Linked DNA regions of Homo sapiens: region 2 is linked to region 1. A link is an interaction called in ENCODE POLR2A ChIA-PET data of the cell type or tissue named here. Cell type or tissue: PC-3. All regions are shown on one strand. Links, peaks and the distances in the headings refer to the core of each region. The heading gives the core; the rest is flanking DNA. Region 1 has its middle 28 kb from the start of PRKCA. Region 2 overlaps PRKCA (protein kinase C alpha).

Region 1 (15,166 bases), core at 3,271-11,270:
ACCAGAAAGAGATGACAAGGAGACTGCAGCATAGCTTTAGACCTGGGTCAAGTTCAGATTAAACTTCTTTTAATCGAAAACATGTAATGGGGTCAAAAAACTACCTATCGGGTGCTCTGCTCACTATCTGGGTGATGAAATAATTTATACACCAAATACCAGCAACACACAATCTACCCATGTAAAAGACCTGCACATGTACCCCCTGAACCTAAAGTAATAGTTGAAAAAAGACAAAAGCAACACACACAGACACATATGCACACACACACACACAAACAAAAACAAACAAACAAACAAACAAACAAACAAACAAACAAAACAGGGCCGGGCACGGTGGCTCACGCTGTAATCCCGGCACTTTGGGAGGCCGAGGTGGGTGATCACTTGTTAGGAGTTCGAGACCAGCCTGGCCAACATGACGAAAGCTTGTCTCTACTAAAAAATACAAAAATTAGCCAGGAGTGGTGGCACATGCCTGTAGTCCCAGCTACTCGGGAGGCTGAGGCAGAAGAATCACTTGAGCCCAGGAGGCAGAGGTTGCAGTGAGCCAGGATAGTGCCACTGCACTCCAGCCTGGGCGACAGAGCAAGACTCTATCTCAAAACAAAAACAAAAACAAAAAACATGTAACATAGCTCCACTGTACAGCGTTTGCTTACAGAGGTTGCTTCTGCAATGAAGAGAATTAGGCATCTGACTTGAGGTATGATTACAGACTGCAGTGAAAGCTGGAAGTTGAAAAGTGGAAGAGTTATGTGCTGAGTATAAATTCTGGTGCACCAAAGGTTCTATTACTTTCTATCTCAAAATCAAATTTCAATTGCTCTGGGCTCCTACCCAATGACTAGCAGAAAGTTCAATCCTCATAGATTCCTGAGTCTGTCACTCACTCCTCCTCCACTTGGTCAGAAAGTCCCTGGGCTCCTGTGGCCTTAGAAAAGTGGCCCAGCTGTCTATGGCCATGTCACCCTGAACATTCTCCGTCTGTCTGATCTTGGAAGCTAGGCAGGGTCGGGCCTGGTTAGTACTTGGATGGGAGAAAAGTGGGGCAGGGGCTGAGCTAAGGCCTTCGTCCATGATCCCAGCATCTCTCAAGTTGATCCTTGGGTTCCAGGATGCTACGGATAAGCTCTGGTCCCTGCCAAGACATGGTCTCTGTATGTCAGGCTTTGCTGCTCTGGGGGTGACAATGATAGCCCCATAGAGGTTCTCTTCATTGACTGAAAGGACCTCATGCACAGGGTGTGCTCATACATGCTTGAGGGGCAGTCAATTCCCCTCTGGTCAGTTTCTGCCTCCCACACTCCTTCTAACTGCTCCCATTTGGTTATTTCCACAGAACTGCCCCACCTGCCCCTGCAATGAGTCTTCACACATACCATACTGGCCTCTCCTTCTCAGGGATGGGAGCGAGTGGAGAATGGCGAGTATAACTTAGGTTGGCAACTCTTTTTTTTTTTCTCCTTTTAATAAATCTCCCTGATCCTGCTGTGAAGCCCCAGGGTTGGTTTAGGTGGGAGGGTCGGAGGCTGAGATGGCTCCTTTCCTTTTTATTACCATCAGCATATTTGGGTAAAAGACAGAGCTGCCAACCAATGATGGCTATGGTAGCCTTGCAGTCAGAGAGAATGTGTTTATGAAGACGGCAGAAAGAGAGCAAGCGGACCCAACGCCACTCCCACCCCACTAAGAAGCCACTTCACAGCACATACTTTTCCTGAATCATCAGTTGGACCTAATTCCTTTTAGCTGTTAAGAAAAGCTGAATCTTGTCTAAAAACAGTCCCATCTATAATATTAAGTCTGGCCCTAGGGTTTGTGTTAATAAATGGCTATAGTGTAAAACAACCTGAAACTTCTGCTTTGCCAATTCTATTCTAGATGTGGATGAGTCAGGGTTCTGGGTTGCAAGAAACAGCGAGTAATTGGCAAACGTGAGCAGAAAAGGAATGCACTGGAAGGAAATCAGGGAGCTCATGTATTCTTCGAGAAGGCTGGAGAATCAGGCTTGGAAAAGGCAGAGCCAAGGGAGGTGTGGGAGCAGGAAGCCCAGCAAGGGGCTGCACAGACAGCATGACTCTCCCCCTTCTTTTTTAATAGCGTTTTTTTATTTGTGCAGTAAGCCATTGGCTTAAAAAATGTTTTAAGTGGGGAGCGCCTCTGCCCCGCCGCCCCATCTGGGATGTGAGGAGCGCCTCTGCCCGGCCGAGACCCCGTCTGGGAGGTGAGGAGCGTCTCTGCCCGGCCGCCCCGTCTGAGAAGTGAGGAGACCCTCTGCCTGGCAACCACCCCGTCTGAGAAGTGAGGAGCCCCTCCGCCCGGCAGCTGCCCCGTCTGAGAAGTGAGGAGCCTCTCCGCCCGGCAGCCACCCCATCTGGGAAGTGAGGAGCGTCTCCGCCCGGCAGCCACCCCGTCCGGGAGGGAGGTGGGGGGGGGTCGGCCCCCCGCCAGGCCAGCCGCCCCGTCCGGGAGGTGAGGGGCGCCTCTGCCCGGCCGCCCCTACTGGGAAGTGAGGGGCCCCTCTGCCCGGCCAGCCGCCCCGTCCGGGAGGGAGATGGGGGGGTCAGCCCCCCGCCCGGCCAGCCGCCCCGTCCGGGAGGTGAGGGGCGCCTCTGCCCGGCCGCCCCTACTGAGAAGTGAGGAGCCCCTCTGCCCGGCCACCACCCCGTCTGGGAGGTGTGCCCAACAGCTCATTGAGAACGGGTCAGGATGACAATGGCGGCTTTGTGGAATAGAAAGGCGGGAAAGGTGGGGAAAAGATTGAGAAATCGGATGGTTGCCGTGTCTGTGTAGAAGGAAGTAGACATGGGAGACTTTTCATTTTGTTCTGCACTAAGAAAAATTCCTCTGCCTTGGGATCCTGTTGATCTGTGACCTTACCCCCAACCCGGTGCTCTCTGAAACATGTGCTGTGTCCACTCAGGGTTAAATGGATTAAGGGCGGTGCAAGATGTGCTTTGTTAAACAGATGCTTGAAGGCAGCATGCTCCTTAAGAGTCATCACCACTCCCTAATCTCAAGTAATCAGGGACACAAACACTGCGGAAGGCCGCAGGGTCCTCTGCCTAGGAAAACCAGAGACCTTTGTTCACTTGTTTATCTGCTGACCTTCCCTCCACTATTGTCCCATGACCCTGCCAAATCCTCCTCTGTGAGAAACACCCAAGAATTATCAATAAAAAAATAAATTTAAAAAAAAAAAAAAAAAAAATGTTTTAAGCATTTTAAAGTTACAGTTTAGTAGCATTAAGTACATTCACATTGTTATGCAAATATCATCAACCTCTATCTCTGGATTTTTTTCATTTTCCTAAGCTGAAACTCTGTATCCATTAAATTCTAACTCCTAACTCCTCATTTGCCCCTTCTCCCGGCTGCTGGTAACCACCATTCTACTTTCTGTCTCTATGAATTTGACTATTCTAAGTACTGATGCAAGTACTTAGTATAAGTACTAAGTACTGATGTGATGTAAGTACTTAGTATGAGTACTAAGTACTGGTGTAAGTACTTAGTATAAGTATTAAGTACTGGTATAAGTACTTAGTATAAGCATTAAGTACTGGTGTAAGTACTTAGTATAAGTACTAAGTACTGGTGTAAGTACTTATGTAAGTACTTCACATAAGTGGAACCACACAACATTTGTCCTTTCATCACTGGCTTATTTCACTTAGCCTAATGTCTTTAAGGTTTATCCATGTCGTAGGTCAGAATTTCTTTCCTCTTTAAGGCAGAATAATGTTCAATTGTGTGTCTATACCATATTTTGTCTATCCATTCATCAATCTATAACTTGGGTTGCTTTCATCTTTTGGCTATCGGGAATAATGCTGCTATAAACATGGGTGTGCAAATATCTCTTCAAGTCCCTGCTTTCAACTTTTGGGGTGTATATAACCAGAAATGGGATTGCTGGATCATATTGCAATAATCTTCCTCTCATTCCTACATCTTTATGACCCTCTCTTAAGATGCAATGTTCAGGGAGGAGTACAGCCAACATTCATGGTGCCCTTGACCACACTTTCTCAGGCTGCCTCTCATTGTGGCCACAGCTAGGTGCAGGCATGCTGAGTCTTCCACCTAAAGCACCCACTGCTTCTCTGGCTGAACCCCAAGGAATTCACTCAGTTTTCAGTCTGCAGCCCAGAAGTGATGGGAGAGTTAACACACTCCAGAGTCTATCCTCACTCAGTGCCCCAGTCCCCCTCCTTTAAAACAAAAACAAAAACAAAACAAAAATCCTGCTTCATTATATCATATAATTCACTTATTTAAAATGTAAACTTCCATTTTTTTAGTATATTCACAGAAATGTACAACCATCACCACAGTCAATTAATTTTAGAACATTTTTATCATGCCCAAAACAAACCCTTTAAGCTATCACCCTCCTACTCCCCTAATCCTCTCATCCCTAGGCAGCCACTAATCTACTTCATTTCTCTATAAATTTCCCTGTTGTTAACATTTCAAACAAATGGAACCATAGAGTACATGGTCTTGTGTGTCTGGCTTCTTTTGCTTAGCATAATCTTGTCAAGATTCACCCATGTTCTAGCATGTATCAGAACTTCATGTGGCTCATGCCTGTAATCCCAGCACTTTGGGAGGCTGAAGTGGGCAGATCACTTGAGGTCAGGAGTTTGAGACCAGCCTGGCCAAGAGGATGAAGCCCCGTCTCTACCAAAAATACAAAAATTAACCAGGCATGGTGGTGCGTTCCTGTAATCCCAGCTACTTAGGAAGCTGAAGCAGGAGAAACACTTGAACCCTGGAACCCAGAGGTGAATATTGCAGTGAGCCAAGATCACACACTGCACTCCTACATGACAGAGCGAGACTCTGTCTCAAAAAAACAAAACAAAACAAAAAAACCTTCATTCCCTTTTATGGCTGAATAATATTCCACTGTATGGATATACCACATTTTATTTATCCCTTCATCAGTTGATGGACATATTTGGGTTGTTTCCACCTTTAGCTATTATGACTAGCATTACTATAAATATTCATATACAAGTTTTTGTGTGGACATATGTTTTCATTTCTCTTGGGTACATGACCAGGAGTGAAATTGCTCTAGGCTTCCGTTAAGAGTAACTGTGAGATTCATTCTATATTGTTCATCAGATGGTCCCCAACAGGATGGATGGAGCTCCAGTGTCCACACTGAGAAGCTCAGCAAGACAGCCTTCATTGTTGCCACCTCCTTTTACATCTCACTTTCCTCACTCCTACAGCCTTGCTCCCTAGGATGACTCCCAAAATAAACTCCCGACACCCATGCCCTTGCCTGTTGTTCTGCTTTCAGGCAATCCAAATGAAGATATGAAAGTTCGGCCAGGCACGGTGGCTCATGCCTGTAAACCCAGCACTTTGGGAGGCCAAGGGAGGCAGATCACTTGAAGTCAGGAGTTCGAGACCAGCCTGGCCAACATGGTGAAACCCCGTCTCTAATAAAAATACAAAAAAATTAACCAGGCATGGTGGTAGGCACCTATAATCCCAGCTACTCAGGAGGCTGAGGCAGGAGAATTGCTTGCACCCAGGAGGCGGAGGTTGCAGTGAGCCGAGTTTGTGCCACTGTACTCCAGCCTGGATGACGGAGTGAGAACCTGCCTCAAAAAAAAAAAAAAAAAAAAAAAAAACAAAAAGATATGAAAGTGCATAAGAGTTCAGGCCTGTTCGTGTTCCTGTTCTTCACGTGTCAGAGGCAAGAAGCATGAGGCCTCTTCACCTTCCATAAAGGGAGATGGCGCCCACTGCACAAGGTGTCTGATGTAAACTAAGAAAAACCAAATAACAACAGCAACCAAAAAAAGGTGAAAGTCACAAGGTGATCCCAACGGGTGGAGGAAGAGGACTAGCATGTTAGATGCATATGATGCTAACAGGGGCCCTGTATGCATTATTCTGTTTAATTCCCACAACAGCCCGGAGAGGTTGATAATTTGCCTGGGGTTATCCCAGAAGTGAAGGAGCCCAGATCAGCAGCCAGGTTCCTCCGATTCCAGTGGCTGTCCTCTGTCACCTCTCCCCACCCTCTGGTCAGTGCTCTTCACAGCAAACTGGTAATTTCCTAACTGCCTTTAAGTGAAAGTATCTTTTTGGCTCCACATTCTACTGCAAAGGAAGCCAGATGCTATTTTTCAGTCCTGTGAACTTTCCATTTCTGGCAGGTGGCTGGCTCTCCTTTTCCCTGGATAGAATGTAATTTCCATTTGCTTTCCAGCAATCTTATTGATTGAACATGCTTCCAAATTTTTTCATCTTTGACACGTTTCTTACAATGTAATTTTACAGGGCAGGAATCATCCTTGTTGAAGAGGAGAGTCCAAGACGGGGCGGCATTCTTGTGTAATGAGTTGCTTTAGCTTTTTCTTTTTTTCTTTTTCTTTTTTTTTTTTTTTTGGCTAAAACTAAGAATGTGTCAGTGGCAAACACTAAAAATCCACCCCCATTTACTTCTTGTGGCTGTTCCTGAGGGATGTCAGTGATAAAGTCACCCAACTTACAAACTTTACAGTGAGTCACTCATCCCATTAAAGGCCCTTGAGATGTACGATAACAGCAAAAAAAAACCCCACCTTTCCAGAAGGATATCATAACAATTAGAAAATCAGTCATGATGGCAGTGAACCTCAATGTTCTGATCCACAAAATAAGGCTTTGGTGAAGAATAAATGAAATTACATTTGTGAAAATTTTGCAGTGTGAGCTTTTATTACTCGTATCTTTACAAAGAACATAATAGATACTGCTACATTTTTGCAAAGCAAGCTGACATCTGGAGTATGAAACAATCATTAATAATTATCTGTGCTGGTCAGGCATGGTGGATCAAGGTTGTAATCCCAGCACCTTGGGAGGCCAAGGCAGGGGGATTGCTTGAGGCCAGGAGTTTGAGACCAGCCTGGCCAACATAGTGAGACTCCATTTATATAAAAAAATTAAAAATCAGCCAGGTGTTGTGCCACACACCTAAATTCCTAGCTACACTGGAGGTTAAGACAGGAGGGTTGCTTGAGCCCAGTAATTCAAGGCTATAGTGAGCTATGATTATGCCACTGCACTCTAGCCTGGGAGACAGAGATAGAGCCTGTCTCTCAAAACAAAACGAAAACAAAACAACAACAACAAAAAGCTGGGCACAGTGGCTCATGCCTGCAACCCCAGCACCTTGAGAGGCCAAGGCAGAAGGACTGCTTGAGTCCAGGAGTTCTAGACCAGCTGGACAATGTACCAAGACCCCCATCTCTTTAAAAAGTGTAGCTGGGCCTGGGTGGTACATAACTGTAGTCCCAGCTACTCAAGAGGCTGAGGTGGCAGGATCCCTTGTGCCCAGAAGTTGGAGGATGCAGTGAGCTGTGATAGCTACACACTCCAGCCTAGGTGACAGTGACAGAGCAAGATCCTGTGTCTAAACAAGAAAAAGAAACGGTATCTGTGCAAAAAAAAAAAAAGTATTCAAAAGTCTAAACCTTGTGTTAGAGACAGCCATTGCACAAACAAGAAGAAAGGGAATTCATTAGACCATGCATAAGTATCAGAAAGAGCCTGAATGTTTTTTTAAATCATTATTATTTACAATTTTTTTTTTTTTTTTTGAGACGGAGTCTTGCTCTGTCACCCAGGCTGGAGTGCAGTGACGCGATCTCGGCTCATTGCAAGCTCTGCCTCCCGGGTTCACGCCATTCTCCTGCCTCAGCCTCCCAAGCAGCTGGGACTACAGGTGCCCGTCACCGCGCCTGGCTAATTTTTTGTATTTTTAGTAGAGACGGGGTTTCACTGCATTAGCCAGGATGGTCTTGATCTCCTGACCTCGTGATCTGCCCGTCTCGGCCTCCCAAAGTGCTGGGATTACAGGCGTGAGCAACTGCGCCTGGCCTATTTACAAAAATTTTTTAGAGACAGAGTCTTGCTCCATCATCCGGCTGCAGCCTGGACTTCCTGGGCTCTGACAATCCTCCTACCTCAGCCTCCTGAGTAGTTAGTATTACAGGCATAGGCAACCATGCCCAGCTAATTATTTTTAAAGTGTTTTGTAGAGGCAGGGTCTCACTATGTTGCCCAGGCTGGCCTCAAATTCTAGACCTCACCTGGCATGGTGGCTCACGCCTGTAATCCCAACACTTTGGGAGGCCAAGGCAGGATTGCTTAAGCCTAGGAGTTCTCCAACTCCAGCATAGTGAGACCCCATCTCTACCAAAAATACAAAAATTAGCCTGACATGGTGGTGCATGCCTGTAATCCCAGCTACTGGGGAGGCTGAGGTGGGAGGCTTGCTCGAGCCTGGGAGGCAGAAGTTGCAGTGAGCCAAGATCGTACCACTGCACTCCAGCCTGGGTGACAGAGTGAGACTCTGTCTCAAAAATAAAATAAATAAAAACAGGCCAGGCATGGTGGCTCACACCTGTAATCCTAGAACTTTGGGAGGCTGAGGTGGGCGGATTGCCTGAGCTCAGGAGTTCGAGACCAGCCCGGGCAACGTGGTGAAACCCTGTCTCTACTAAAATACAAAAAAAAAAAAAAAAAATTAGCCAGGCATGTTGGCATGTGCCCGTAATCCCAGCTACTTGGGAGGCTGAGGCAGGAGAATTGTGTCAACCCAGGAAGTGGAGGTTGCAGTGAGCTGAGATTGTGCCACTGCACTCCAGTCTGGGCGGCGGAGCAAGACTCCATCTCCAAAAAATAATAATAATAATAGTAAATAAAATAAAAATAATAAAAATAAGAAATAAATATATCACCTCGTTAGTCCTTACAACAAAGCCAATAGCCTTTGTTCACATAAGTGGAATCCCACTCTCATTTCATAGCTAAGAAAACTGAGGCTCAGAAGAGAATAGGATTTACCCAAAGTCTCAGGAATTCATCTGAGCCCTATGGACCACCCCACAGCAGTGCAGATTATCTTTGCAAGGTATTACGTGCCTAAGACAGTCTTTCCAGTAGATGACTCAGTGAGCTGGCACCACTTGCAGACTAGCCAGTAGAGTGACCACAGTGTATCAGGAAGATGTGTCACTGAGAAAACAAAACCAGCAAGGATTGTGTGATGCCACAGTGACTCACTGTGCCCAAGGTCCCCCACTCTAACTAGGAGTATTCCCCAGTGGCCTTTATACAACTTGCTGATCTTTTCCTACTTGGCTCGTCTACTCGCCGCACAATCATTCCCATGCAGCCCCACCCCACCCCAGTCCCACCCGTCCTCCTGATGGGGCCTGCTTCTCATCCTCCGCTGAGGTGTCAGATTGACTTCCAGAGGCTTCTGCAGAGCACTTCTCACTCCAATCTCCTCCAATTCTCTAAGCACAAGCAGGAACCTGGGCATTTCCAGCTGCTCAAGCTAAGAGGTCCCCCTTCCAGCCTGGCTCGTGCTGGTGCTTAGGTGGGGCTCCTGTCCCTATCCCCTACAGCTCTGTTGTCTCTCGATATGTCACTCTTTGCACCAGAAAGAACAACCAAGGATCATTCTCAATGCTTCACACAGAAACCCTCTTCTCCCAAATGAATTTCCCGTTCCCTTTCTCAGGGACCCCCAAAGGTATAGCTGCAGCCTCCCAGAACACTTATTCTACAGGAGGCTGCTTAGACCACAGCTGTATTCGGGAAAAGGAAATTTCATTAGGATGTAATGATCTCAGGCCTCCAAAGCCCTGGCTGGCTGGAAAAAGGAGGCTACAGTCAGGATCCTGTCCAAGCCGCCAGAAGAAGTGGCTGATGGCTTTCTAGGCTGCCTCTCTCTGTGCATAATCCTGCTCATATCTCACTGGTCACAGCTGCAAAGGAGTTTAGGAGTGTAGTATCTTAGATGGGCACATATCCCTAGAAAAGCATTGCAAAGCAGAAGGGGAAAATGGAGTTGGGTAGACAACAAGTATTCTCAGAAGATAAGGGCATAGCTGGCAATCTGAACAGTGAGTGTTAAGGTTAGCCATTCCAATATCACACAGATAAGAAAAGGCCCTATGATTTGGCAACCAAGAGATTACTCATGGCCTTGGAAAAGACAAACCTAGCAGAACACTGGATTGGGAGTGGGGTTAAGCAATGAGTGGGGGTGAGGAAGTGGAGACATGGGACCCAGACTTTTCTACAGAGATGTTTCAGTAAAGAGAAATGAGGGCTGGGCGCAGTGGCTCATGCCTGTAATCCCAGAATTTTGGGAGGCCGAGACGGGCGGATCACAAGGCCAGGAGATCGAGACCATCCTGGCTAACATGGTGAAACCCCGTCTCTACTAAAAATACAAAAAATTAGCCAGGTGTGGTGGCGGGCGCTTGTAGTCCCAGCTACTCAGGAGGTTGAGGCAGGAGAATAGTGTGAACCCGGGAGGTGGAGCTTGCAGTGAGCTGACACAGTGCCACTGCACTCCAGCCTGGGCAACAGAGAAAGACTCCATCTCAAAAAAAAAAAAGAAAAAAAAAGAGAGAAATGAGAGACAGAGAAATAGACAGCTGTATTATAAAAATATACACATAATTCCTAACCTTTATTTTGACTGCTTCTTTTCCTCTCCCCAACTCAATCTTGGCAACAGTTACTAATAGCAAAATTGACTGACCTGAGTTCCAGCTTCTCTCTGTTCTTCTTCCCAGGGAAGGTGCTAATGAGGAATGAAATGGCCAAAGGCTGAACTGCGGGAGGGAGAAGTGAAGCTCTGGAACATGCAGCAGCTGAGCGTGGAGCACTGAGGATTTTCTCCATGACAAAAAGGAGTTTTATCATGGCCAGGTGTGGTGGCTTATGCCTGTAATCCCAGCACTTTGGAAGGCTGAGGTGGTAGGATTGCTTGAGGCCAGGAGTTCAAGATCAGCCTGAGCAACATAGCAAGACCCCGTCTCTAAAAAATTAATAAATAAATAAAAAGATTAGCCGGGCATGGTGGCCTGTGCCTGTAGTCTCAGCTACTTGGGAGGCTGAGGTGAGAAGATGGCTTGAGCCCTGGAGGTTGAAATGCAGTAAGCAGTGATAGCACCACTGCGCTCCAGCCTGGGTGACAGAGTGAGACCTTTTTTTTTTTTCTTTCAGTGAAAGTACAGAGATTTATTGCAAAGGCAGAATTACACACTTAAGAAAGGGAAGTGCAAGTGCAATGGGGTTTGGAGTCCCTACATTTATGGGTTTATTGAATTAAGGGGTGGAATATTCATGAAGATTCCTGGAAAAAGATGGAAATTTATCAGAACTGCGGTGCAAACCTAATGCTAAGAAAAGTTCTAATCATAGAAGAACAAAACCCCTTGAGAATTAAAATGAATGAAAATCCATTTGCCTCTTTCATTACCCCTACAATAATAGGACTGCCCATAGTTATTTTAATTATCTTATTCCCAAATATTCTATTCCCATCATGTAGTCGCCTGATCAATAACTGGCTGGTTTCTGTACAACAGTGACTAATATTAAAACAGATAATAATAATAATGTATAACATCAAAGAATGAATCTATCTCTTTTTTTTTTGAGACAGAAAATCGCTCTGCTGCCAGGCTGGAATGCAATGCCTCTATCTTGGCCCACTACAATCTCCACCTCTCTGGTTCAAGCGATTCCCCTGCCTCAGCCTCCGGAGTAGCTGGGACTACAGGCGTGTGCCACCACATCTGGCTAATTTTTTGTATTTTAGTAGAGAAGGAGTTTCACTATGTTAGCCAGGATGGTCTCAATCTCCTCACCTCGTGATCCACCTGCCTCAGCCTCCTAAAATGCTGGGATTACAGGTGTGAGCCCATGCACACGGCCACTCTCTTAATTCTTGTGGCAAAGCATTTCTGAACAAGTGAGGGCTATCCTTAAAGCCCTGAGGCAGTACTATCCAGGTGTACTGCTGGGTAAAATTAGTTTCAGGATTAGTCCACCCAAAAGCAAACAAAAATTGAGAGTCAGAGTGTAAAAGGATACAAAATAAAGCATTATTGAAATCTAATATCGTGAATCAATTGGTGTCTCTGGTATTTGGGTAAATATGGCATAAGGATTTGACACTATAGGGCTGGGCGCAGTGGCTCACGCCTCTAAACCCAGCACTTTGGGAGGCCGAGGCATGTGGATCGCTTGAGGTCAGGAGTTCGAGATCAGCCTGGCCAACATGATGAAACCTCGTCTCTACTAAAAATACAAAAATTATCCAAGCATGGTGGTGCGTGCCTGTAGTCCCAGCTACTCCAGAGGCTGAGGCAGGAGAATTGCTTGAACCTGGGAGGCAGAGGTTGCAGTGAGCTGAGATTGCGCCACTGCACTCCAGAGCAAGACTCCGTCTCAAAAAAATAAATAAGTAATTAAAAAGGATTTGACACTATAGAATGTAAGGTAATTACAACCTCATTAATAGCTCCTAAGTCTTGAACTAGATGATTATTCTGCATTTGGTTTTTGGACAGGGACGGAAGGAGTATTACAAAGAGACTGACTGACATGGAACCAGGAGGCCCTGTTTTAAAAACTTCTCAATTAAAGGTTGGCGTCCTCACCTGGCTTCCGGTTTGAGGGCATATTGGCTCTTGCATGGGAAATTGTTTTTGTCTTTAAAGCGATGATCACGGCTGGGCGCAGTGGCTCAAGTCTGTAATCCCAGCACTTTGGGAGGCTGAGGCGGGCACATCACAAGATCAGGAGATCGAGACGATCCTGGCTAACATGGTGAAACCCGTCTCTACTAAAAATACAAAAAAAATTAGCCGGGCGTGGTGGCGGGCGCCTGTAGTCCCAGCTACTTGGGAGTCTGAGGCAGGAGAATGGCTTGAACCCGGGAGGCGGAGCTTGCAGTGAGCCGAGATCGCACCACTGCACTCCAGCCTGGGCGACAGAGCGAGACTCCGATCTCAAAAAAAAAAAAAAAAAAAAAAAAAAAGAGATGATCACAGGCTGAGCATGTATTGCTTTGCAAGGGGTTTCTTGGTCCCATACTTATGGGTCTACTTGAGACTTTATTTTATGGAGGATCTCCTGTTTTTCTGAGGCTGGTTTAGAAAATACAAGCATTGCCAAGAAGGAGGGCCTGATAAATGTAAAGTGGCTGCAAAGCTGGCTAGGAAGTCCTGTCTCAATAAAAGAGTAGGACATTCCAGCATAACTAGAAACCAGAGTTACCATATAGTTTTCTAGCCTGTAGCTTAGGGGTAAAGTGTTTTGATTTGGGGGTGCCATTGACACCCATGACAGTGCAGCTTTTGGAGAATAAGGGCCCAGAGTGGCAGTTCAGGACAGAGTGGCCACTGAGTCAATTAAGAAATTAATATTTGCCGGGCACAGTGGCTCACACCTGTAATCCCAGCACTTTGGGAAGCTGAGGCGGATGAATTGCTTGAGCCCAGGAGTTCAAGACCAGCCTGGGCAGCATGGTGAAACTCTGTCTCTACAAAAAAAAAAAAAAAAAAAAAAATACAAAAAACTAGCTAGGCATGATCAGGGCTGCCCATAGTCCCAGTTACTCGGAAGGCTGAGGTGGGAGGATTACTTGAGCCCAGAAGGTCAAGGCTGCAGTGAGCCCTGATCACGCCACTGCTCTCCAGCTTGGGTGACAGAGTGAGAACTTGTCTCAAAAAGAAAAGAAAAAGAAATTAATATTCTTGGCTGGGCGCGGTGGCTCACGCCTGTAAAGAAAAAATTTAATTTTCTTTTTTTTTAGGCAGAGTCTCACTCTGTCACCCAGGCTGGAGTGCAGTGGCTCGATCTCGGCCCATTGCAACCTCCACCTCTCGGGTTCTCCTGCCTCAGCCTCCCGAGTAGCTGGGATTACAGGAGCCCGCCACCACGCCCGGCTAATTTTTGGTATTTTTAGTAGAGATGGGGTTTTGCCATTTTGGCCAGGCTGGTCTCGAACTCCTGACCTCGTGATCCACCCGGCTCGGCCTCCCAAAGTGCTGGGATTACAGGCGTGAGCCACCACGCCTGGCCAAAAATTAATATTCTTACCAGCCACGTGAAGAATCACTGAGGCTCCTCAGTTGTGATGACCATGCCTTTTGTGGGAGCCACCAGGAACCTTGGTCTAGTTACAGCCATGATGGCATCGGGCATTCTCCTTTCCCTTTGGAGCTGAAGGTAATCCCTTTTCCAATGGCCCTCCTGCTTGCAGGACAGGGTCTAGGTGGGGTCCCCTGACTGGGACAGTCTTCACTCCAATGTCCTGGCTTCCCACACTTGAAGCAGCAACCATTGCCTGCAGGTTTGCTGTTAGGCCTGTTTGGTCCATGGGCGAAGCATCCCCCCGGGTGACCCTGAGGTTACAGGGCGCTGCTTACAGCAACTGCTGTCATTGGAGCATGCTGTCTGTTCTGTTGTTTGCCACGCTGGGTCCTTTCAGCCTCTCCAGCCCCGTCCCTATTACTAAATACCCCAAAAGCCACATCAAGCATTTGATTAATAGGCATTTGGGGTCCTCAAGCCAATTTCTGTAATTTTATTCTGATGTCAGGTGCTGACTGGTTAATAAAGTGTGTCCCTAGTAAAATCTGTCCAGCATCAGCATTGGGGGTCAATGTTAGTATATTTTGTTAGGGCTTCCACAAGGCACCCCGACACAAATCTGGGTTGTCATCCTTTCCTTGAGTTATTCCCCTTATTTTATTATAGTTCACAGGCTTAGCAGTACATTTTTTATTTCCTTTTTTTTTTTTCCTTTTTTTGAGATGGGGTCTGGTTCTGTTGCCCAGACTGGAGTGCATTGGCACGATCTTAACCAACTACAACCCCCACCTCCTAGGCCCAAGCCATCCTCCCACCTCAGCCTCCTAAGTACCTGGGACTACAGGCACATGCCAGCATGCCTGGCTGATTTTTGTATTTTCTGTAGAAATGGGGTTTCGCTGTGTTGCTCAGGCTGGTCTCAAATTCCTGAGATGAAGCAATCCACCTACCTCTGCCTCCCAAAGTGCTGAGATTATAGGCGTGAGCCACCATGCCCAGCCTGGTACATTTTTTTATTCCCTCCACTAAACAAGTCACCATATGATTTATTTTTCTTACATCAGCCTGGCTCTGTTGATCGTTCCAATTAGGGTCATTGTAAGGCATAGATGTGGTCCCCACAGTGTATTGCTCATGGTCCTCAGCTGATGAAATGCCAAGTGCAAGAGCTCAGCCCTTACAATTGGTCACCTCCATGGCCATGACAGAAGACAGGCATTCCTAGACCCTTGGCTGACTG
Region 2 (15,166 bases), core at 2,419-10,418, 160 kb after region 1:
CCCAGGCCTCCTTTGTCTACGTTGGATTACTTTTTCTGTGTCTACCAGCATTAGAAAATGAGAAAAGTGTCATTATTTGCAGGAACATAGGGCATTTCAGGTTAGGAAGGAAGCAAGAGTGAAAGTCTAGGATAGAGGTGAACATGAACCAGGATATTCGGGGAACGATGATCAGACAGTCCAGCTGGAGTGGGGAGTGCTGGTGTAGGGTGGGGAAGGAAAGGTTGGCAAGAAGTCACGCCCTTCTGCCCGACTGAGGAATTGGTTTTCATCATCTATAGGAACTTTTGTAAGTTTTTGAGGAGAAACACTAGTGAGTGACAACTTGGGAGTGGTGTTTGACCATAAAGGTTAGGCAGCCTGTGTTGTGCAAAGTGATTATACAGGAGCAAGATTTCAGGTTGTGTCAATGGTCCAGGGAGGCGGAGTAAACAGACAGGAAGACAGGAAGGAGTAAGTGAAACGTTAAAAGATTTGGGTGGTTGCAGAGGGGAGGTGGTTTGAGGAGGAAGATTATTGTAGCACCATCTGCTGGCACCAGTACTATCTACACCAGAGCCATTCCTCTTCCTGTGCTGCAAGAACCCCCGTTTTGTTCAACTGTCCAACCCTTGCCCTTGTAACTTGGGTAAATCCTGACTGCTTTGAGACAGTCGTGGGAATACCCTTCAAGGGTGGGCATGTGATTCCTGTTAGTGAGCAGGTAACTTCTGAGAAAGGTTTCTTTACCCTAAAAAGGGACACAAAGAAGAGGTTGTTTCAGCTGCTGCTGGATGTTGCCATGCGTGCATGTATCTCCTGGAGCAGTGGCAGCCATCCTGTGACCATGAGGAAAGCTGGCAGAAGGAAACAGGAACTTCGTAGGTGGTTGAGTGGCTAAATTAATTAACCCTGGGGTTTTCCTGCCTCAGACCTTTTTGTAAGATTATTAACCTTTATTGTTTAAGGCAGGGGTTGGCAAACTATGGTCCATGAGACACCAGCCACTTAAAAAAAAATTTTTTTTTTAATTTTTAAGAGACGAGGTCTTGCTCTGTCTTCCAGGAGCATAGTGGTGCAGTCTTGGCTCACTGCAACCTCCACCTCCCGGGCTCAAGTGATCCTCCCACCTCAGCCTCCTAAGTAGCTGGGACTACAGGTGTGTGCCACCATGTCTGGCTAATTTTTGTATTTCTCGTAGAGACGAGGTTTTGCCATGTTACCCAGGCTGGTTTTGAACTCCTAAGCTCAGGCAATCCACCCGCCTTGGCCTCCCAAAGTGCTGGGATCATAGGCATGCACCACCATGCCTGGCCTCACTTGTTTTTTGTAAATAAAGTTTTATTGGCATGCAGCAATGTCATATTGTCTGTGGCTGCTTTTGCATTGCAGTGGTGGAATTGAGTAGTTATGAAAGAGAGACAGTATGGTTCACAAAGCCTTAAATATTTGCTATCTGGTCTTTTAGAGAAAAAGTTTGTTCACTTCTGGTCTAAGCCATTTTGAGTTAGGTTTTCTGTTTATTTGTAGCCAAAGCCTGTTTAAGATGCTGGCCTTGTTTTGTACCTCTTAACTGGAGATTGTCCTGTAGGCAAGGGCTTTCTAGAGCTGTTGTGCTGTCAGGACTGAAGATGTGCATTTGGGATTCACTTTCATATCACAGAAAGCAGTTAAGAAAGAGTTTCTAAGTATGGGGGGATTTATAACATCAAGTGCAGATTTGTTGCAATTTCAATGTGGTGGTGAAAAGCCAAGATGGCAGGTGCTTAAAAAGGGAATGAGTGGGAAGATCAATTTATTGGCATAAATTAAAAGAAATGTTTCAGATATTTCACCTGAGAACCTAGGATGCATCTTGATGGTCCTAGATTATGAAAGTTAATGTTTAATCTGACTTGCTCCAAACGAGGACAAAGTTAGGCAAAAATGCATCCCATGTAACTTGTTTTTGTGGCCTCTGTGATTCCTCCTCCTGACCTCTGCTGTGCTGGTACTGAGCAAAGACTTAAGGTATATATGAGACCCTCATGTATAATGGTTTGACTGATAGCCCCTTACTTGTATGATTTTTTTCTCATCGTAAATGGTGCTTTTACACAGTAATTGCCCGACTCACGTGATTCACTTCGATTCCACTCTCTGTGGCTGATGTTGCATGAAGGTTGTAGGCACTGCTGTGCCAGAGTCAACAGGGATAAAGAAACCTGATAGATTGATTTGATGGCAGGGATGTGTGATTAGAGAAGGTCGAATCCATAGGCCTTTGCAGGAAGCAGGGATTCCAGCACCGATATCGAGCTGTCTTCAAAATACTAATGAACAGGTGAGATGTCAAAGGAAGACAGCATGAACCAAAGATGATTTATTTGATCACTTCAGGGGGAATAAAACCAGTTGAAATCACATTAGAATTCAAGGGAAACTGCACAAGACATTTCAAGAAAGTTGAAAAAGATAGTCCAGAAAAGTTAAGCTGAAAAATTTTTCTTTCTTTTTTTTTTTTTTTGAGATAGAATCTCGCTCTGTCACCCAGGCTAGAGTGCAGTGGCACAATCTTGGCTCACTGCAACCTTCACCTCCTGGGTTTAAGCAATTCTCCTGCTTCAGCCTCCCGAGAAGCTGGGACTACAGTCATGTATCACCATGCCCAGCTAATTTTTATATTTTTGGTAGAGATGGGTTTTCACTATGTTGCTCAGGCTGGTCTCGAACTCCTGACCTCAAGTGATCCGCCCACTCTGGCCTCCCAAATTGCCGGGATTATAGGTGTGAGCCACCGCGCCCAGCCTGAAAATCTTGAAGGAGAAGGCTGCTACTCCTTGCCTGCTGCAGATACTTAATTTTGATGAAATAGAGAGTAAAGGATCATTGAAGGAGTCACTGTAAATTTAAACTCGTACTTAAGCATATACTACCTGAAGACGTTTAAGAGCCATTAATGTACATGAAAGTATTAGGTAAAGTTTGAGATAAATTGTCTTATTTTTAAATGTAGTTGGAAGATCTTTGGGGGTGATAAAGAACACCTTTTTTGTCAGCAGGAGATTTCTTTTTGTGGTAGTTTTTCACGCTCTTCCGCCAGATCCAAACTTCTTGAGAGTGTGGACTGTGTCTGGTTTTGTTCAGCTAAAATCTGACATAGTGCTTGGTATCTAGTAGATGCTTCATAAATATGTGTTAAATAAATGTGCTTTACTCCTAATTTTATAAGACTTGTGTTAAGGCTGCTTCAGTAGTCAAGCTCCGCATAGTAGAAACATCTTCCAAAATGAAGATTGACAACTTAGCTTTAATATCGTTGGGTTTCATGAACGTAATACATGTGTCTGAATGCATACATGGGGTTTTACTTTCTTTTCATGATGGGTTTTGATATATTTAACGTTTGAAATTGATTTTTAGAAACAGAACCTCAGTCTGTACCATTACAGCTCTGGGAAGTGAGAGTTTTCTACTTCACTGTGGTTTGATTTGTGATTATCATTTAATAACCAGTTAGTAGTGAGGGGTTGCATGTACATTGCATGGAATATTAGGGCTGGGAAGAGATTTAGTGATAGTTGCATCTAGTCCATTTTTTTTTCCAAATGAGGAAACTGAGGTAACTTCCTCACCTAAGGTCCAACTGCTGATTCTTTTCATAGAGGGAAGCTACCGCCTATCTGGTTCCTTCTCTCCTCACTGCCCTATCCTCCCTGCCCCCAATCCTGCCTGTACCTCCCTGCAAAATTTAGGCAAAGGTAGAGTCCATCTTCATGAGAGTATACATTGGGTAAGAGAATTAATGTGACGGATAGGAAGAAGTTACTATAGGAATGCTGGGAGTGGTGGTTTATGTAGTTCTCTGATTGCTTTAAGACCTTTTACTGAAGTGAAACCTTTATTCTTAGCAGATTTGGGTTCATGGATGTAAGCATCTGCTTAGGCTTGTGACCAGCATCTCTGTGGTCTGTGTGATAGAATACTGCTTTTCTCTGCACCCTTCAAGGACTCCTGAGCTACACACTCTTTATATGATAGAGAAAATTATAGATGTACTTATCTGTTGGGTGGTTCTGGATGAAAGTTCCGTTTTCTTTGTCTGCACAGCCCCTGATGAGCTCTTCCCTGCTCTGCTGGGAACTGGCCCTCATCCTCCTTTTCCATCAAGGTTCCTCTTCAGGCTTTGAGCGGATCCATGCGGAGAGAGAACAGTCTCCCGCCTTTCCCCATTTCAAGTCCCTGGAGCCTCTAGGCTCTGGGGGGCAACACCGAATACAGGGGGCAGAGTGTGGTGCCCATCCGGCATCATCAGCTTTTGCAGCCTCAGCCCCCAGCTGACTACAGGGACACCTCTGCCATGCCTCCTTTCCCAGGGCCATGGCTCCGGAAGAGCCAGTATCTGGAGTCATGGCCCTGGGACCAGAGGCATGACAGAGGTCTCCCTGTAGTCAAAACCTGTGCTTGGGTTCGTGGTAAGCCATCTGAGGCATCTGCTGTGTTCCTCCCCTATTCTTAAGGGGTGGTCTCTCTCTCTCAGGGTTGAAGCCTAAATCTGGGGCATGGGTCTGATGCAGGTCCTTAGGGGGCCAGCCCTGTGGTGCACTGAGCCACAAAGAGGTTCCAGATTGAAACCCTTACAGATCTTCCTCCATTAGTGCTTGATTTTCATTCATGGTGCAGAGAACTTGCAGGACAAGGTTCATTTGCCCTTCTCTACCATTCCTCCTTTGCCTTTGTCCACATAGATGAGGAGCAAGGTGGCCTTCAGGAGACTTTCTGGGGCACTAGGAAATGGCCAAGTGATAGGATGCAGAGTTGAAGACGGCTGTTTTAGGCCAGGGCTCCCAGCACTGTAGCTTGATTACTGCTGATTACTTCAGTTCCTCCAACCAATCCTTTACCTTCCATGCAGAGAGGAAAAGTCCCACTTACTGACTGGCAGAGGGCTTTCCAAGGAAATCACAGGCCCCAAGGAAAAGTGGAGTGTTAATTTGCTTCATGGGGTGAAACTGCTTTCTGAAAGCATGGTTTGGGCCTCCAGTTTGTAATAAAATCACAGCCAGCCCTTATTGTTCACACTGGAAAATTTATTCTTGTTTGTGTACCACTAATGACTAGCTTTCAGAATGCTTACTTTCTTCTCATAATTGTCCACTAATTTACTGTCCTTCTGATGGGAAGAATAACAATGTATTTGAAGTTCCTTGGGCTACTGGGTTTATTGTTTTTGATACTTTTAGATATTTCAAACATGGACCTTTTACGTGCTTTATGTTGCGCAATATTCATATTTATTAGGGCTATTTAATAGCGATGCAAATGAGTTCAGTGCAGCTGTGCCGGACAATAGTCATGGAAATGAATTCATCTTGTTGCTTTTTTCTTTTCTTGGGTCATTCTGATCTTTTCATACTTTTCTTAATGGAACAAGCACGTTTCTTCAGGAAAGGTGGCCTCATGTTTTCATTTGTCTGCAGGACAAATAATTTGAGTTTCATTTCTTCCTGTGGCTCATGATCCAAATTGGTCAGAATAAAGTTGGTTGCATCAGAAATATTGCAGAAGTTTAGTCTCTGCTCTCCAGAGGTTGGCTGAGAAAGCTTCACTCTGGGTAGCTGTCGCTTCCCCTCTGCGCTCCAGCAAAGTCCATGCTCATCAGTGACACACATGCCCTTCCCCTCCATTGTATTACTCTTAAATTCCTTCTGAAACTAAGAATTTAGCACTAAATGGAATTGATTCCTGAGTTGGACACATTAGTAGTTCAACCCTGGTTGCCAGCTCTGTCCCTCTTCCGCACATCATTTGCAGCTTTTAATCTTCACTGAAAGCCAATAATTAAGTATAGCAGAATTATGTCTGAAGCAAGGCCAAATTGGCACTGGGTAAACCTGAGGACCCGTCCCATGGAAAACCAGTAATAATTTCCCCCCGCATCCTAATTCTTTTTTCATTTCAAATCAGCATTTCCAAAGCACTTTCAAGACCGTTCCCTTTTTTTATCCTTAGGCTGAAACATGCCCTGAAAGGAAGGGGAGAATGTTTTAGTGACTCATATTCAAGAAAGAGAACATTGCCAAAAATTTGCAACAACAAGGTAAATTTATTACTCATGCAAGTAAGAAGCAGAGCTCTCTTCAGTGGCAGCTTTCCTCAGCAAAGCTGGGAGCCGATCTTGTTTAGGATCTTGGGAAGCGTGAAGTTCGAGGCTGGTCAGGCTTTGAGAGGTGGGAGTGAGAGGTCATTAGCAGGGTCCTTGGATGAGTGCCTTGTTGATCAGCTGTTGACAAAAGCATGGGGATGTCAGAAGCCCGTGTACTGGTTCTGAGCTGTCATTGATTCTTAAACTGGTAGTTTCTTGTTACCATGACTACAGATCATTCCCCCACCTTTACTTCCCCCAAGCACACTCTTCCTCCACATACGCTTTTTGATGTTTTCTCAGACAAAGCTTCAGGAGAGACCCTCAGGGAGAATCTTCCCTGTGGTGATTAATCTTCCTCCCTGATAATATTTTATTTTCAGGGGGTCTGATTTTCATTTGCATTAAATATGTGAGAAAACTACGGCTTAGGGAGGTCATGGGGCTTTTCTAAGTTCCTGTATTTGGCCAGTTGGAGAACCTAGGCCTTGTCACTTCTTGAGATCTTAAGAGTCTTGATGCCAGGGACTGGGCCTTATTCTTGTGAGTTTCTTTGGTATTTTGCATGTAGTAGGTCTGTAGTTGCTGTTTGTTGATTGAATAAGTGATACCACCAGTGCACTGAGCAGGTCAGATTTTGTTTCTAAGTCAGCACAGGACCCATCAGTACTGATAAAGCCCCAAAACCCCCACCTTTGCAGTCAGCCTATTGTGTATTTGGTTGGAGCAAAAGTAATTGTGGTTTTTGCTATTTTTTTAATGGGAAAAACTGCAATTACTTTTGTACCAACCTAAGACCTTTCAGTAAGTGAGAGGGCAGCTTGTGAAGCCAGGCTCTTTGTGAGGTGTGAGCTACTGAAGGTTAAGTGTCCAAAACTAGACTCTGATGTGTGCAGTTAGCCGGGGGGAAGGAGGTAGTTCAGAAAACCAGAAGGTGGCAGCTAGAATTAATAATCCCTGCCTCCTAGTTTGGATATACCCTCACTGCCTTTTTTTAAAAGCAAGAACTCTAGAGATTAAGTGTTCCAATAGCTGGGATGCTTTTGGAAGGCCGTGTATACCTCAGTGTATGTGTTCCCAGTAGTGTGTGCCCTGGAGGAAACCCCAGGGCCCAGAGCTTCCCTGCAGCCCCGGCCCCAGCTCTGGCCCCGGCCCTGGCCCTGGTCCTGGCCCTGGAGGCATCTTCTAATGAAATTACCTCCACTGAAGTTTCCTATAAACATAGTCAAGAGCAGCCTCTCTCCCTGCTGAGCTATTGCAGATCCCTCCCACTTCCTCTTCTGCTCTCCTTTCTCTGAAACACCAAGTGAGGATGCGTGTTTGCTTGTTTATGGATGGAGTAGCTAAAGGAGCAGGGATGGAGCTTGAGTTCCTCCAGCTCAGAAGTTGATCTGAGGAGTTTTTTTCATTTTTGTTTTTTATGGAGACAGAGTCTTGCTCTGTCACCCAGGCTGGAGTGCAGTGGTGTTCTCTCAGCTCACTGCAACCTCTGCCTCCCGGGTTCAAGCAATTCTCAGGCCACAGCCTCCCGAGTAGCTGGGACTACAGGCACCCGTCACCACGCCCTGCCCATTTTTTATATTTTAGTAGAGACTGGGTTTCACCATGTTGCCCACGCTGGTCTCGAACTCCTGAGCTCAAATCATCCACCCATCTTGGCCTCCCAAAGTGTTGGGATTATAGGTGTGAGCCACTGCACCCAGTCCACCTGAGGAGTTTCTGAAACATCTCACTCAAACCTCCAGCAGTGAGGCCTGGGCACCTGGTTGTTAACTGAGTTTCCCTGAGGACCCTCAGTCTTCCTCATTAGTAGGCCTTGCCCTGGTCAGGCTTCCTCAGTTTGTGGATGGAGCAGGTAGGGCGCACGGAGGTGAATCTCCTGAGCCAGGAGCAGCAGAGCCAGGATGGACCCTGACTTCTAGCTTCCCTCAGCCTGAGCTCTTTCTCTCCTGCCACACTCTTCTTGGGCCTCTTGCTGTCACCCTGGGCTTGTCAGGTGCCAGCAGGAACTCTTGGGCAAATGGGTCCTATTTCTGCTTGAGTCTTGAGGTTTGGAGCAGCTTAACTGGGAGAGAAGGCAGCATCCTTTAATGGGGGCTGGCAGTTTAATGCCATCAAGGGGTAGGATGGGAGTGTGAATGGAAGACAGCCCGTCTTCATTAGACTTTACAATGTGGCTTATCAAGTGCAGTGTTTGAAGACCTTGTGAAGACATCATGAGCCTCACAGTGCTAAGAGGGACCTGAATGAAAGGAAAACAATGGCTTTCAATGATGATTTGGGAAACATGGATGATGCACTGATCTGAGCTTATAGATCCTGTCCTTGGGTGAACAGGGAGAGGTCAGAAACAGGAGGATGCTTAATTCATTCCAGCCACCGCTGCTGGAGTTGTTTTAGCAAAGCTCCCCATTTCTGTAGTTGGTGCTGGCATTTTGACGATTTCCCCCTTTGCTATGGTGATCTGGAAGCACAGAGCCAGATGTGTAGCTGCTTCTTTGTTCCTAGGCACACGCCTTTTTTCCCCGAATGTGGCCTTGGAGTCAGATTGCCCAGGTTCAAACTTTGGTTCCTCGGCTTGTTAGCTGCATGGCCTAGACAGCTTGCTTAACTTCTCTTGCCTGGGTTAGAATGATAGCACCCCAGCAGTCCTAATAACAATTCCTGGGCTACAGTATTTACTACCTACCTTGTGGGGTTATTATGAGGAACAAGTACAATCATAACATCAAGGGCTGAGAGCCTTCCTAGAACACAGTAACTATCCCATTAATGTTCACAGAACTATCACCACTCATGAAATCCTAGCTTGAATATTTACATTAGTCTTGTTTCTCAAACTTGACTCTTTGGTTTGATCGACATTTTCCCTAATGCTGATTTTCACCTTTATTTCTACTTTGCTGTTTGTATTCTTGGGAGTAACCTTTGATGTATGAATGAAATAAATAAATTCAAATGCCAGGCTTTTACCATGGGGTCTAATGTGCTTGAAATCAGAATGCAATAGACGCTTTTGCTAAGCTTGAGGGCAAAGAGGGGCTAGTGCTGCATCCAGGGGTTTCAGCCTGGGGACTGCGTCCTGGCCCTCTCTGTCCAATGCCTTCCTGATTCTCCCCCACTTAAGTTGCTATCACAGTACCTTGCTAGACCAACTAACTAGCACAGTTTGAGACTTTTCTTTCCTTGCTCTGACTTCTTTGTAAGTGCAGCTTATGTTGTCAGAAAGCTCAAAATGTTGTGACAATAAGGCTGCAGTCCCGTGCAGCCGGCGTTTTGTCGTGTGGGTGTGATGGTGCTTGTGTGCTGTGTTCTTATTGGCAATCGCGAGACGCACTCACGGAATCACAGATGCCGCCTACAAAAGGTATCTATAAGGTATCTATGTTCCATAAAAGCAGGTAGCCTGTTTACTTAGCCCTGGACTAGGCCTCTGGGAGGGAGGAGGGAGAGGTGGGTGTGTGCAAATTTGGTGGGGAGAAAAAGTGTTATATAAAATTGGGAAGATATAAAGCACTGACAAAAAGAAATGTGAAAAGATGTGTTTAAAACAATGCGCATGAAGTGCGAAGTCTATGGGGCGGTTCTGATGAGCAAGCATGGAGGACTTTTTGGGGGAGGGGGGTGGTCTTAAGCTGTGTCTTAAAGCCAAAAAATGTGAAGAGAGGTTTCCAGATAGAGAGGATGCCATGAGTTAAGTGGATGCAGGCATAGCGCTAAGAATAAAGGAGATTGCGTGTTTGACATGACCATCGTGAAGGACCCATGCTCTGTTGAACCTAGTAGTGAGGTTAGGATTGGAGAGGCCAAGTTACAGGATAAGGAAAGTAGCTTTGTCATCATGGGCAAGAGGAAACCACTGCAGCTTCTGAGTGGATCCATGGTGCAAATGGGTGGAAACTGGTGATGGCTGGCAGGGGAAAAGGGGGGTCCCATTTTCAGGCATTATGGAGAAAAGTTACCAGGATTTGTTCAATAATTGGATGGTAAAGAAAAAGAGTGAAGAAAAATAATTCCAAGTCTTCAGTGCTTGAGAATCAAGAGGTTGGATGGCATTGATGTTGAATGAAAATCTTGTGAAAGCTGGAGATGAATGACTTAGCAGGGGGAAGTCTTAGCACTCTTCAAGAGAGGAGAGGCAGTATGTCCCTGAAGTTTGGATTCTGGACTCTGCAATCATCTGGGTCAAACCCCGGTTCTACCAGTCATTAGCTTTTGCAACCTTGACCAAATGAACCTCTGTCTGTTTTCCCCATTTATGAGGGTGAAAATAGCACCTACCTCAGAAGGTGGTGGCGAGGATTAAGTGAGAGAACACACGTGAAATGGTTAGAACAGTGCCTGGCGTGTGGTAAGTACCCACTGAATGCCAGTGCTTTTATTACGGTGAATATTCATTGTATTGAAAGTCAGACATAGGTGTGGAACCAGTTATGGGAGTGAGGATAAGTCTAGATTTGGGAATCAGTCGCAGAGAGGTGGACGATGAAAGTCTGAGAAGAAAGGATCTTGCTAATGGAGTGAACTCAGAGCTTGATAAAGGGAGGATGAGTGGAAATGGAGCTCAACGCTGTGCCTTGGGAAATACCTCTGTGGATTGGTGGGAGCACAGTGAGAAATTCAAGAAAGACACAGACAATGGAATAACCAGAGAATTAGGAGGCAAATCGAGAGACTGTGTTGTCATGGGAACCGAGGAAGGAGAATTTTTTTTAAAGATGTCGTATAAGTCAGATACAATGAGAATTAAGTGAAAATTGAGGCTAACATAATGTACCACTGATTAGGCTTGAATATTATTAAACATGCTAGAGCCGTTCAGCTGTGGGATGATTGAGAAGCCAGAGTTTATGGGATATGGGAACCGTGATGGGAGATTATAGGAAAAAGATGGAGTGGTGCTTAGAAGAGGCAGCAGAGCAAACGAAGCCAGGAGTTAAGAATTTAAAAGCTATACAAAGAGAACTAATAGAGGGCAAGAAATTAGAAATACAAATGCAGGCAGGAATGCATGTGGGAGACCAGGTAGGGAGTTGGCAGCATGGGGAACACAGAGGAGAAAGGCCCTGCTGAGCAGGTGGAGAGGACCTTTTTTGGCAAACAATGGTGGGCAGATGTGTGCAGTGGTGGAGAAATCTGGATCCAGGGGAAGGCACAGGCTGAGAACAGGTTTTCTCCATCATAATAAATATCTGCCTGTGACTGGTATAAATGTCGATGCTTCTCAAACCTTAAGAAACTTCCAGCATTTTGTTTTGTTTTTCAAATGATAAGTTTCTTATTCATACTGCTTCTAAGCATTGGGAAAGAAGTAACTCAGGGAGTTTTAAAAAGCTTTTATTTTAAAGAGGTCTTGTCTCCCAGGAAACATAACTTTTGGAAACAGTTTACAAAGAATTTGCTTTTTCTCACTGACAGATAGGGTGTCTTTTGGTGGGAGCAGAGCCCCAGAGCCAGAGGACCTGCCTGCTTGCTTGGCAGTCCCCCGAGCAGACACAATTTAGGAACAGGAAACCCTAGAGAAACCTGAGTCAGGATGCTGTGGGTCCCAGAAGCAACTGGGTAGTTGTTTCAAGTTTCCTTTTTTTTTTTGAGCGGGGGGTGGGTGGGGCGGGGGCGGCTTCAAACTGGAGATTAGCAAAAATGAGTTGGATATTTCCTTAGACAGTTCAAACCCTCATAGGTGAACTCATCTCCGTCTCTGTTTCTGCTTAGTTTTCTGCACATCCTTTCTAAGAACTCACTTATGTCTATAAATACCTTTTAACAGGTTCTCTTCATATTTGGATACCAGGAGTAAATAAGTGATTTTGCAAGTATACTCAAGGATTCTGGACTAGGTGCTACTGTGCCCTTTATACAGTCTGGTGGGGTTTGGGGGGTGGGTGTGTGTGGAAAAGAGAAACTCCCAAACCCTCAAAGAGGATGGGGAACAATGTCCTGAAAGAACAGGGCTCAGGCAGCAGAAGAGCTGAGGGGTCTCTGTTCTGAACGGGTCCCCCTTCTCCCTGCCCTTCATCTTGTGTGACTGCGGTTGAGAAAGACCTGCAGGATTAAAGGATCTGGTGACCTTGGGACCCCGCACTTGCTTGGCAGTGACAGTCCTGAGGAACTGTATTCTTTCAGTTCCTCTATCAGCAAAGCAGCTCAGTAGGTAAAGGGCGAATTCCGGCATTTCAGTGTCTCTTGCCATGGGTAGCTCTCATATTTCCAGTTGATGATGTCTGGACACGTGCCCTTGTGAAATGAGTTGAGTGGTGTGAGATTGGGAGCCCAAACCTGTGAACACCCAACTGGGCTTTTTCCTGGCCATAAAAAGCTCGAATAATGGAGAGCTTTAGGAAACAAGTTGTTTGAAAACTCTGTTGAGTTGGCTTTGAGCATTCGTGGAACATTATTTTTAAGAACCGGTTATTTCATTTAAAACAGAGTAAAAAGAGAAGATGATTGTATTAGTCTGTTCTCATATTGCTGCAAAGATACTACCTGAGACCAGGTACTTTATAAAGGAAAGAGGTTTAATTGATTCATGGTTCTGCATGGCTGGGGAGGCCTCAGGAAACTCACAATCATGGTGGAAGGGGAAGCAAACATGTCCTTCTTTACAGCGCAGCAGGAAGGAGAATGAACGAGTGCTCAGTGAAGGGGGAAGCCCCTTATAAAACCATCAGCTCTTGTGAGAAACTAACTCTCACGAGAACAGGATGGGGGATACTGCCCCCCATGATTCAATTATCTCTGCCTAGTCCCTCCTACGACATGTGGGGATTATGGGAACTACAATTCAAGATGAAATTTGGGTGGGGACACAGCCAAACCATATCAGTGATTGAGGGGAGAACAGGGAATGAAACATCCCCTCTCAACAGTGGTAGGAATAATGGCCTGTCATCATTATTGTCAGCAGTAACTGACATTTCTTGAAGACCTCAGTGCATAAGGCACTGTACTGAGCGCTTTATATTCTGTGTCTTGTTTAATTTCATTCAACCCTCCCAACAGCCTGTACTACATTAAATACTACTGTTACCCACTTTTCTTTTCTTTCTTTTTTTTATTGAGACAGAGTCTTGCTTTGTTGTCCAGGCTGGAGTGCAGTGGCACAATCTCAGCTCACTGCAACCTCCGCCTCCCAGGTTCAAGTGACTCTTCTGCCTCAGCCTCCCGAGTAGCTGGGACTACAGGTGTGCACCACCATACCTGGCTAATTTTTGTATTTTTTAGTAGAGACAGGGTTTCAGCATATTGGCCAGGCTGGTCTCGAACTCCTGACCTTGTGATCTGCCTGCCTTGCCCTCCCGAAGTGCTGGGATTACAGGCATGAGCCATCGTGCCCGGCCTTTTACCCACATTATACAGGTGAAAAAAATTATGTTGCTCTACCATTTCCACAAATGGCATAGGCTGGCCTATTACTGTCCTTTTCCAAAATACGTGTCTCTCAAATAGCTCTGCAGCTCTTACAGGGCTCCTCGTTGTCCTCTGTGCTTTACAGTTTGAGATCCTTCACGTTGGAGGTTTGTAGAGGACCACAGTTGCAAAATAGGGTGCCTGGGGTCTCTGCTTATCTGCATTTTGTCAAAGGATACTATAGGTCATGGCGCATGGTCTTTTGCTGATGTTCGTTTTGGCAAGAAGCACTATTTTTCATCATTTGCCAAGAAAACCTTTTGTGCATTTTACCTTAAGGACCTGGATAGCATAAGCAGAGAAAGGGAATCAGCATTTCCATGTTTTGAAAAGTAAAACAAGACTCTTTTTGGTCTTTGCGCCCCCATGCCCTAGAAATCCCATAATAAGTGCAACTGTCTCCTTCTGCTGATGGATTTCCTAAGTCATTCCCAGAAAGAAGTTGGGTGCTTTGTATTGTATTAATATATTCATCCTAAATAAGGGTCTTGGGGTTTTCCCCCCTTCCAAGATGTATTAAGAAGGTTGCTTACTGTAGGCTTTGATTTATTTATTTCCTATGAAATGCCAGAAACACCAAGTCCTAAAATCCTAGATCCAAGTCATTGACTTCTCAGTGATTATGACCACATTGAATTGATTAAACTCAAGTGACTGACAAGGCGAATAAAAATAGCCCAAAATGAGTCCAGACCCCATGGTTTTAAGAGCCCCCCACCAGTTCCCTAAAGCTACAGGACGGAAAGGACTCCTGATCCTTTGTACCTGAAGAGTGTGGTGCCTAACGTATAGCCAATGTTCATTTGTTTCTTCTCTCTGTATTTTATAAACATAATTACTTTGAATGAATTGGGTTATTCGGGAAGTCAGCACATGTCTCCATCTCCTGCTTTCTATTTCTAGAGTCCTAAGATAGACTTTGCTGACAAGAAGAGGCCCCTGCCCCTTCAGAGCTTAGAGTGTAGCAGAGAGATGGGTATTCAGGAAATCCTCAAATAGTGACAGAGCCACAGCGGCAGTGAGTGACAGGCAGGAGAACTATAGGATGCTGGAAGTGCATACAACCGGGGTGTTACCTAGTCTGGGACTGGTGGTCAAGGGGGCTTTTTTGAGGCCTGGACAACCCACAGACCGAGGGTGGGCTAGTGAGAGCCAGTGAGGGACACTCTTCAAGATCCCAGCACTTAAAAGATTGGTTGGGCATGATGACTCAGGCCGGGAACCCCAGCACTTTGGGAGGCTGAGATGGGAGGATTGCTTGAGCCCAGGAGTTTGAGACCAGCCCTGGCAACACCGTAAGACCCCATCTCAATGAAAAGTAAATTAGTCAGGGCCGGGTATGGTGGCTCATGCCTGTAATCCCAGCATTTTGGGAGGCTGAGGCGGGTGGATTGCCTGAGCTTAGGAGTTTGAGATCAGCCTGGCAACATGGTGAACCCTGTCTCTACTAAAAATACAAAAAATTAGCCGGGCGTGGTAGCAGGCACCTGTAATCCCAGCTACTCAAGAGGCTGAGGCATGAGAATTCCTTGGACCCGGGAGACGGATGTTGCATTGAGCCCAGATCGCGGCACTGCACTCCAGCCTGGGAGACAAAGCGAAACTCTGTCTCCAAAAAAAAAAAAAAAAAAAAAAAAAAGTAAATTAGCTAGG

The links. ChIA-PET counts read pairs that join two places held together with the same protein. Peaks named below come from ENCODE experiments on the same cell type or tissue, not always from the same donor. Only the 100,000 strongest peaks of a DNase experiment are listed, where the experiment ranks them.
Region 2: POLR2A ChIA-PET joins it to region 1 with 10 read pairs; 5 of 35 experiments call an interaction of 5 or more read pairs at or near these places.

The regions. Positions count from the first base shown.
Region 1 is chr17:66,266,789-66,281,954 of GRCh38, forward strand. It overlaps the pseudogene RNA5SP444. Among named protein-coding and RNA genes, the nearest start is that of PRKCA, 28 kb to the right of the region's middle. RefSeq lists a silencer at 9,743-10,037. In PC-3, for the core only: no CTCF peak of the experiment used is centred there; DNase peaks (open chromatin) are centred at 6,483 and 8,973; H3K4me3 peaks cover 1,504 bases; H3K27ac peaks cover 5,456 bases.
Region 2 is chr17:66,426,037-66,441,202 of GRCh38, forward strand. All of the region lies in intron 2 of PRKCA (protein kinase C alpha), which reads left to right. Among named protein-coding and RNA genes, the nearest start is that of PRKCA-AS1, 17 kb to the left of the region's middle. RefSeq lists silencers at 7,698-7,895, 11,561-11,761. In PC-3, for the core only: no CTCF peak of the experiment used is centred there; a DNase peak (open chromatin) is centred at 6,035; H3K4me3 peaks cover 841 bases; H3K27ac peaks cover 1,305 bases.